2 separate regions of the Homo sapiens genome follow, and region 1 is linked to region 2. A link is a contact called in ENCODE Hi-C or POLR2A ChIA-PET data. All regions are on one chromosome and are shown on one strand. Each heading gives the region's core, a stretch centred on a gene start or an enhancer-like site at or near the end of the contact. The rest is flanking DNA. Distances are from core to core; before and after follow the strand shown.

What was found. A loop is a pair of places that touch in the nucleus more often than their neighbours do. ChIA-PET counts read pairs that join two places held with the same protein, here RNA polymerase II (POLR2A). Pooled maps may share reads with other maps.
Region 1: a loop to region 2 is called in a map of CD8-positive, alpha-beta T cell, with 7 times the contacts of the local background. The contact joins the promoter of RWDD3-DT here to the promoter of ZNF326 in region 2. A Hi-C loop is called at or near these places in 2 of 168 maps with a recorded cell type or tissue (CD8-positive, alpha-beta T cell and naive thymus-derived CD4-positive, alpha-beta T cell) and 6 of 50 pooled maps. POLR2A ChIA-PET finds 5 or more read pairs at or near these places in 1 of 52 experiments (T-cell).

Annotation. Positions count from the first base shown.
Region 1 is chr1:95,232,056-95,235,448 of GRCh38, forward strand. It overlaps RWDD3-DT (RWDD3 divergent transcript), which reads right to left and starts at 1,927. Exons shown (of 4, transcript NR_125949.1): 1 at 1,645-1,927. The region is part of intron 7 of TLCD4-RWDD3 (TLCD4-RWDD3 readthrough); the gene reads left to right. RWDD3 (RWD domain containing 3) reads left to right here and starts at 2,155. Exons shown (of 4, transcript NM_015485.5): 1 at 2,155-2,260. The coding sequence starts at 2,176. RefSeq lists silencers at 1,896-2,225, 2,436-2,615.
Region 2 is chr1:89,993,683-89,996,766 of GRCh38, forward strand. It overlaps ZNF326 (zinc finger protein 326), which reads left to right and starts at 1,428. Exons shown (of 12, transcript NM_182976.4): 1 at 1,428-1,591. The coding sequence starts at 1,576. It also overlaps the pseudogene GEMIN8P4. RefSeq lists enhancers at 1,080-1,646, 1,647-2,212, 2,094-2,143 and a silencer at 1,234-1,873.

The DNA of each region.
Region 1 (3,393 bases), core at 677-3,176, 5.2 Mb after region 2:
ACTTATAGTGAATTTGGAAAATTAAAAATAAGTAAAAACTATTTGAATATTTTATAGATTTTTTTTTGCTCTTGAGACGGAGTCTCGCTTGGTTGCCTAGGCTGGAGTGGTGCAAAGGTGCGATCTCGGCTCACTGCAACCTCCGCCTCCCGGGTTCAAGCGATTCTCCTGCCTCAGCCTCCTGAGTAGCTGGGATGATAGGTGCTTGCCACCACGCCCAGCTAAATTTTGTATTTTTAGTAGAGACAGCATTTCACCATGTTGGTCAGGCTGGTCCCGAACTCCTGACCTCAGGTGATCCACCCGCCTCGGCCTCCCAAAGTGCTGGGCTTACAGGCATGAGCCACTGCGCCCAGCCTATTTTATAGATTATTTTCAATAAATAAGTCAAAAACCAAATTGTTTGACTTTTCATAGTAACACTGGATTTCGAATTAAAATAACTTAGTAATATTTTAAATTAAAAACGTATTCTTTTGTTCAATCTCTTTAGCAGTTAATTATGAACCTACTGAACTGCTGGAACGTCTGTTATTTTGGAAATAAAGGAGTTTTTTTTTTCTTCAAGCCAATTGGCCATATCAGAGATAACTGCATTTAAATAAGCCTTCATCTTCCCAATTATGTGCTCCTAATTACTCGGGGTCACTGAAATCCCATGGCATCTTCTGAAAAGCATTTTCCCTGCAGTCCATCTTGTTAGGTTTCCTTTCTGTTCCGGGAAGCCAGTATCTTTTCCTTTATCAGATTCCTTTTTTACCAACAGCGGGAATGGTAATGGTGAATGGATGCAGGGTTTTAAAATCAGCCAACTTTGTTCTGACTTCCGTAGGTCAGTGACTGGAGTCACTGCCTAACAACCTAAATTCCCAGATTTATCTCATGAAATGTGATTTCTCATACAAACAAAAGTTGTGAGAACTCCATGAGCAAGACCAGCTGCTTGTGGGGACTGCCAAATTTTAAACTGTTATTTGAACAGCAAAAAGACCAGGCAAACATCCGAGAGACAGACCTAACTGCAGATAAGTCTTGTAATCTTGTTCACTATAGTCAAAACAGAATGGATTGCTTATTCTGTTACCCTATTGGTATTGCTCACATTTTAAAATTTAGGTGCTGGGCTCAAGAATGATAATTTTATTATTAAGCTTCAAGAGTCACATTGTATTGTATGCATTGAATATCACGAAATCGAAAACACTGAAAAGCTAGCGTTTACATTCTTGGATCATACCCCCAAAGGCCAAGGATTCCCACTGGCCGCTTGCAGCAGGGCTGTCTCCTGTGAAGGCAAGAGACAAACGAGGAGCGTTATGACACTTTGCTCCCAGGACTTTGGCGCACAGTTCCCATGAGTCCAGGTCCGTCCAGTCAACATCCTGAAGCCAGGACTGGCAGGTCCTGACCCTCCCTTTTTGCACCCGTAAGGGGAAGGGCCCGGGAATCTGGACCTTGTCTAGAGTCCCGGCGCCAGTACCAGTTCGGAGGGCATCCTGGAGGTTGTTACTAACCCGAGCCTCTTCCAGGCTTCCCAGGCACCAGGGTTGCTAACAGCTCCACGGGGGCGAATAATTTTGTTTATTTTGTTAACTGTGGTTATCTCCAACACTCAGTTCAGACCTGAGCCGGGCAAAGTCTCACCTTGTCTCCTGGTCACTTCCCTGCTTGTTTGTTTCTTCCTAACTCCCAAGTGTCTTTCGCCCAGTTCATCCCCACCTCAGCAGCCCAAGGCTCGGCGGGGACGGTCGGGGTTCGAAGCCTGCAGCTAAACTTAGAGGGTTCAGGCTTTGCTGGGAGGCCTCCCTGTGCTCAGAAGAGCCGGGGGTAAGCTGGGCGGTCGCCTTGGGTGCAGACAGAGGCGCAGGGCCTCGGCCTCCAAGAAAATTCCCAAACCGAGAGGCTGAGCTTCGCGTCTGTAGTTACTGAGCAGGAGCTTCTGGGCGGAACTTCTAAGGGCCCCGCCCGCCCCGTCTGCCCTGACCCTCGCCCGGACTCGCCTCGCCCACGTCCCGTTTCGCTTCGCCCCAGCTCCGTCTCGCCCCGCCCCCGTCCCGCCCGGTTGCGGAGGCGCGGGGCGCCCCCGGGTGGCCGCGGGCAGTGCTGCTCCTGGCCGGTGGAGGCGGCGGCTGCGGCAGCGGAAGGGGAAGCGCTGAGGCGGTGGGGCCCACAGCCATGGCGGAGCCTGTGCAGGAGGAGCTCTCGGTCCTGGCCGCGATTTTCTGCAGGCCCCACGAGTGGGAGGTGCTGAGCCGCTCAGGTGACTACCCGCGCGCGGGAGGGACAGGGCGCCCTCAGGGGCCACCCGCGTTCGCTTTGCGTCTCCTCCCCACCACGGAGCCTGGGCACCCCGCCTGGGCCCACGTATGGGGACCGGGTTAGTTGAATGATGGAATGACACGCCCGGAGGCCGGAGTGGTGTCGCAGCGGGCGGGAGTGTGAGGCGACCCCAGAAACACTAAGAGAGCGGCGCGGCCCACTGGGGCCTCTGCCGCCGGTCCCGCTCCCGGAGCCGGGGGCCCCTGCGTGCGCACCCCCAGGCCCTCCCCCAGCCTCCCACCCCTCAGATCTCACCCTATAAAGAAGCCTGTGCTGACGCCCCCTCGTTGTTCTGTGTCCTTCCTAAGCACTATGCCCTAGGCCCCCCCGAGAGCACTCCCCGGTTCTAACTCTACACGGGTATTTGTAGGTCTTAAGTTGCAGGAGGGCAGGGTCTGTTTGGTAATGACTCCAGGCACCTGGTAGGTAGTAGGTAAATGTTTGTTGACTGAACTTTTTCATTTATCCAGTGCTCAACCTCAACTTTATCTGCATTCTATTTCCAAGTTGATTGCTTTTCTGATACTTTTTTTTTTTTAGGTGGAGTCTCTCTTGTTGCCCTGGCTGGAGTGCAGTGGATCCATCTGGACTCACTGCAGCCTCCGCCTCCCGAGTAGCTGGGATCACAGGCGCGTGCCACCATGCCTGGCTGAATTTTATTTATTTTATTTTATTTATTTTTTATTTTTTAAGACGGAGTCTTGCTTTGTCGCCTAGGCTGGAGTGCAGTGGCGCGATCTCGGGTCACTGCAACCTCCGCCTCCCGGGTTCACGCCATTCTCCTGCCTCAGCCTCCCGAGTAGCTGGGACTACAGGCGCCCACCACCACGCCCGGCTAATTTTTTGTATTTTTTTTTTTAGTAGAGACAGGGTTTCACCGTGTTAGCCAGGATGGTCTCGATCTCCGGACCTCGTGGTCCGCCCGCCTCGGCCTCCGAAAGTGCTGGGATTACAGGCGTGAGCCACTGCGCCCGGCCTTTTTTTTTTTTTTTTTTTTTTTTTGAGACAGAGTCTTGTTCTGTCCCCCAGGCTGGAGTGCAGTGGCGCGATCTCGGCTCACTGCAAGCTCCACCT
Region 2 (3,084 bases), core at 178-2,677:
CTGGATCTTGGCGGCGCTGTCCCAGTACAAACGCTTCATTTCGGCCTGGCGCCGCTCACCAGGCCTCTCAGCTGGGGCCTCTACCGACCGGCGGGTGTTGCAGTACAGGTCGTGTTCAGCGTTCACGTAGCTGTTCAGGCGCTCCGCATCCAGCTGTTGCCGCCGCAGTAGTTCTTCTCTGTGCCTCTCTGTCTCTGCAAAGTACTGGCGGAGCTCTTCGGTGATTTCCATATTGCTCAGGTCACATGCTACCTCTGCATCTGACTCGGTCTCCATCTCTTCCTCCTTGGATAAGGCTTGGTCTTCTCTTGTGGATGCCTGGATCCTACTGCTGCCATGTGGATGTTGCCCAGACCCTCTGAAATGTGAAGAACTGCAGGGGGAGTCCTGCTAGGCCACATGATGGTCATAGAAGGACTGAGGATACGCAGCCTGGTTATCGTAAGAGCTTTGGGGAAGAAGCGCAGGAAGGAAGAACCATGGAAGACTGAAACAGGATTCCACCGCCTTCCTGTAGGCATTGTGGTGGCTTTGCATCCAAGCCATTGCTTGATGATAATGTTGCCAGTATCTTGCATATACTGGATGAGAATACCAAGGCCTGGTAGCTTTTGATGTTGATGCCTTCACCACTGCCATCTCCGATTGTGAAAGTCCAAATGGGTGCCGAAACTTGTGGGCGCGCAGCTTGCAGATCCTGGGCGGTGGCCAAGCAGGCCATGTTTTAGAATTCTTTCCAGGCGGGTCGCATTGGCTCACGCCTGTGATCCTAACACTTTGGGAGGCGGAGACGGGGCTGGGGGTGGGGGGATCGCTTGAGTCCAGGAGTTGGAGACCTGCTTGGGCAACATGGCAAAACCCCCATCTCTATAAAAATAATTTAAAAATTTTTTAAAAGAATTATTATTTCCATTTTATTTCAGTGCTTTGTCCTTTAAGAAAATTTATTGACATAGCGATAATCAGACTCCATACGCTATTTTGTATCTTGCTTTTCAAATTTGCCACAGGCTTCTAGAAACGTCCCAGACTTCTGTGTCTCCATGGAGGAAACCCCGTAAGTACTTACAAATGTTATGATTAGTCATCCCTAGCCAATACTAAGCAAAAGGTAGGCATGCGGTTTTATTAGTTTGGGCAGGAAGAAGGCATTCCAACCGGCTTCTTTCGCTCTTGCCAGGTTCAAACATGGCGGGCCGCAGCCGGCCCTTCCCGTACACTCGGCTTGCTTTCCCACAACCCCCGCCAATCTTTAGCGCTCCTTTTTTACCTTCCTTCCCCGTCAGCGGCTCCAGAGGGTCAGCACCTCCGAGCGTGACAGCGGACCTGCTTCCCGCCCCCCACGCGAGGGCCCGCCCACCAGCCCGCGTCAGCCAATAGCAGGCCGCGCCGATGGGGCTGGTAGCGCCGGTCGGCCCCGCCTCCCCAGCCTCGCTGTGGCCTGCGGCTCCCGGGCTGGTAGCGCGCCGCTCTCGGTCGCGCGGAGTGATCGTGTGGAATCGCGGGTCGCGGACGCTCGCCGCCGGCCATAGCTCAGCCTAGCGCCGCCAAGGCCGACGGCCCTCAGCCTCTGCCATGGACTTCGAGGACGGTAAGCGCTGCCTCTGGCTGGTCGGCGCAGCTGGCAGGAGGCGGGGTGGCCTACGCAGGGGGTCTGTTTACCGTCTCAAGATGGCCGTGTGGGCTTTGTTCTGCGGGCCCGGAGGCCGCCCGCCCGCCCCGGGCCCAGCGCCCGGAGTCGGCCTCTTTGGGGACCCACGCGCCCCGATTCGGCCCGCTCGGCGCCCGCTGCCGGCGGAGACAAGAGAACTCGGTGTCCGGTAGGACGCGCCTAGAGCGCGAGAGCCTCCGGGCTGGAGCCCCAGACTCGCCTTGGCCCCTGGTAGTGGAAATTGCCCCGACGTCTCCAACTTCCCGGTCTCGGGCAAACGGGCGAGTGCGGCCTCACCCACCTAGTCTCGCATTCGCCCCACAGGGCAGCGACCCAGACCGTCCGTTTAGTTAATCCTCAGCCTCGGGTTACTTCTTGCCAGATAGAATTTTCAGAGGCTTGTTCACAGTGATGTTTCTGTTTGTCCCGGTTTAAGATGAGTTGAAAGGGTGTCTGTAAGTGATATGTATAGATAAATATCTATGCAAAATGGAAAGCAAGATGTTTCCTGGTTAGTAAACTGGGGTGTTTATCACCAAAAATTACCTGCTTATTAATCCCTAACTTGAAATATTTATGTGAACCAAAGCACTTTTCTTTGGATCGTGTGTAGGTAGGATTTAAGTTAATCAGAATTTTGGCACAGCAAGCATCAAATGTCCTTCACATTTAGACCTGTACACAGCCTTGTAAGTGTTTGACTTACGGATTAAATAAACTGTATTTTAGCAATACTTTTCAGTTGTCTCAGATACTAATTCTTTAAACCACTTTTACAGGGTCACAAAGTAATATTAATTTGGTCTTCACTTTTGTTTTCAAACCTTGCTTGGAATTGGTGTCAAGATAAAGTGGTATGTAGTGACAACATTAGGGAGACATGGGAAAGGACTTATGTGATTAAACTGGATTTAATCCTGAGTAACCAGGCATGCTTAAGTAAAACCAGTTCACTAAGTAGGCTGTAAACTTTTAACCCCACCAAAAAAATGATCTTTAAATGAGGTGTGATCTCAGCATATGTCTTACTCGATGAGCTTTTGATTTTTCATAACATTTCATGCAACAAAGAATTAAAGCTTTCATATCTAGGTACAGATTTGTGAAAGGGGACTGGAATAGCCCTCTTGTAGATACTTTTCAGTTACTTTGAAATAGTAAGTTCAGCTCTTAAGAGTAGCACACTCTCGTGGTTTTGTTTGTTTTGGTTGGACTTTAACTCATTTTGATGTAGATACCTTTAAACTATGAATATTTGGGCTGGGCACGATGGCTCACACCTGTAATCTCAGCACTTTGGGAGGCGGAGGCAGAAGAATCCCTTGAACCCGGGAGGCGAAGGTTGCAGTGAGCCGAGATCGTGCCATTGCACTCTAGCCTGGGCAACAAGAGCCAAACTTCGTCTGAAAAAAAAAAAACAAAAAACCAACAAC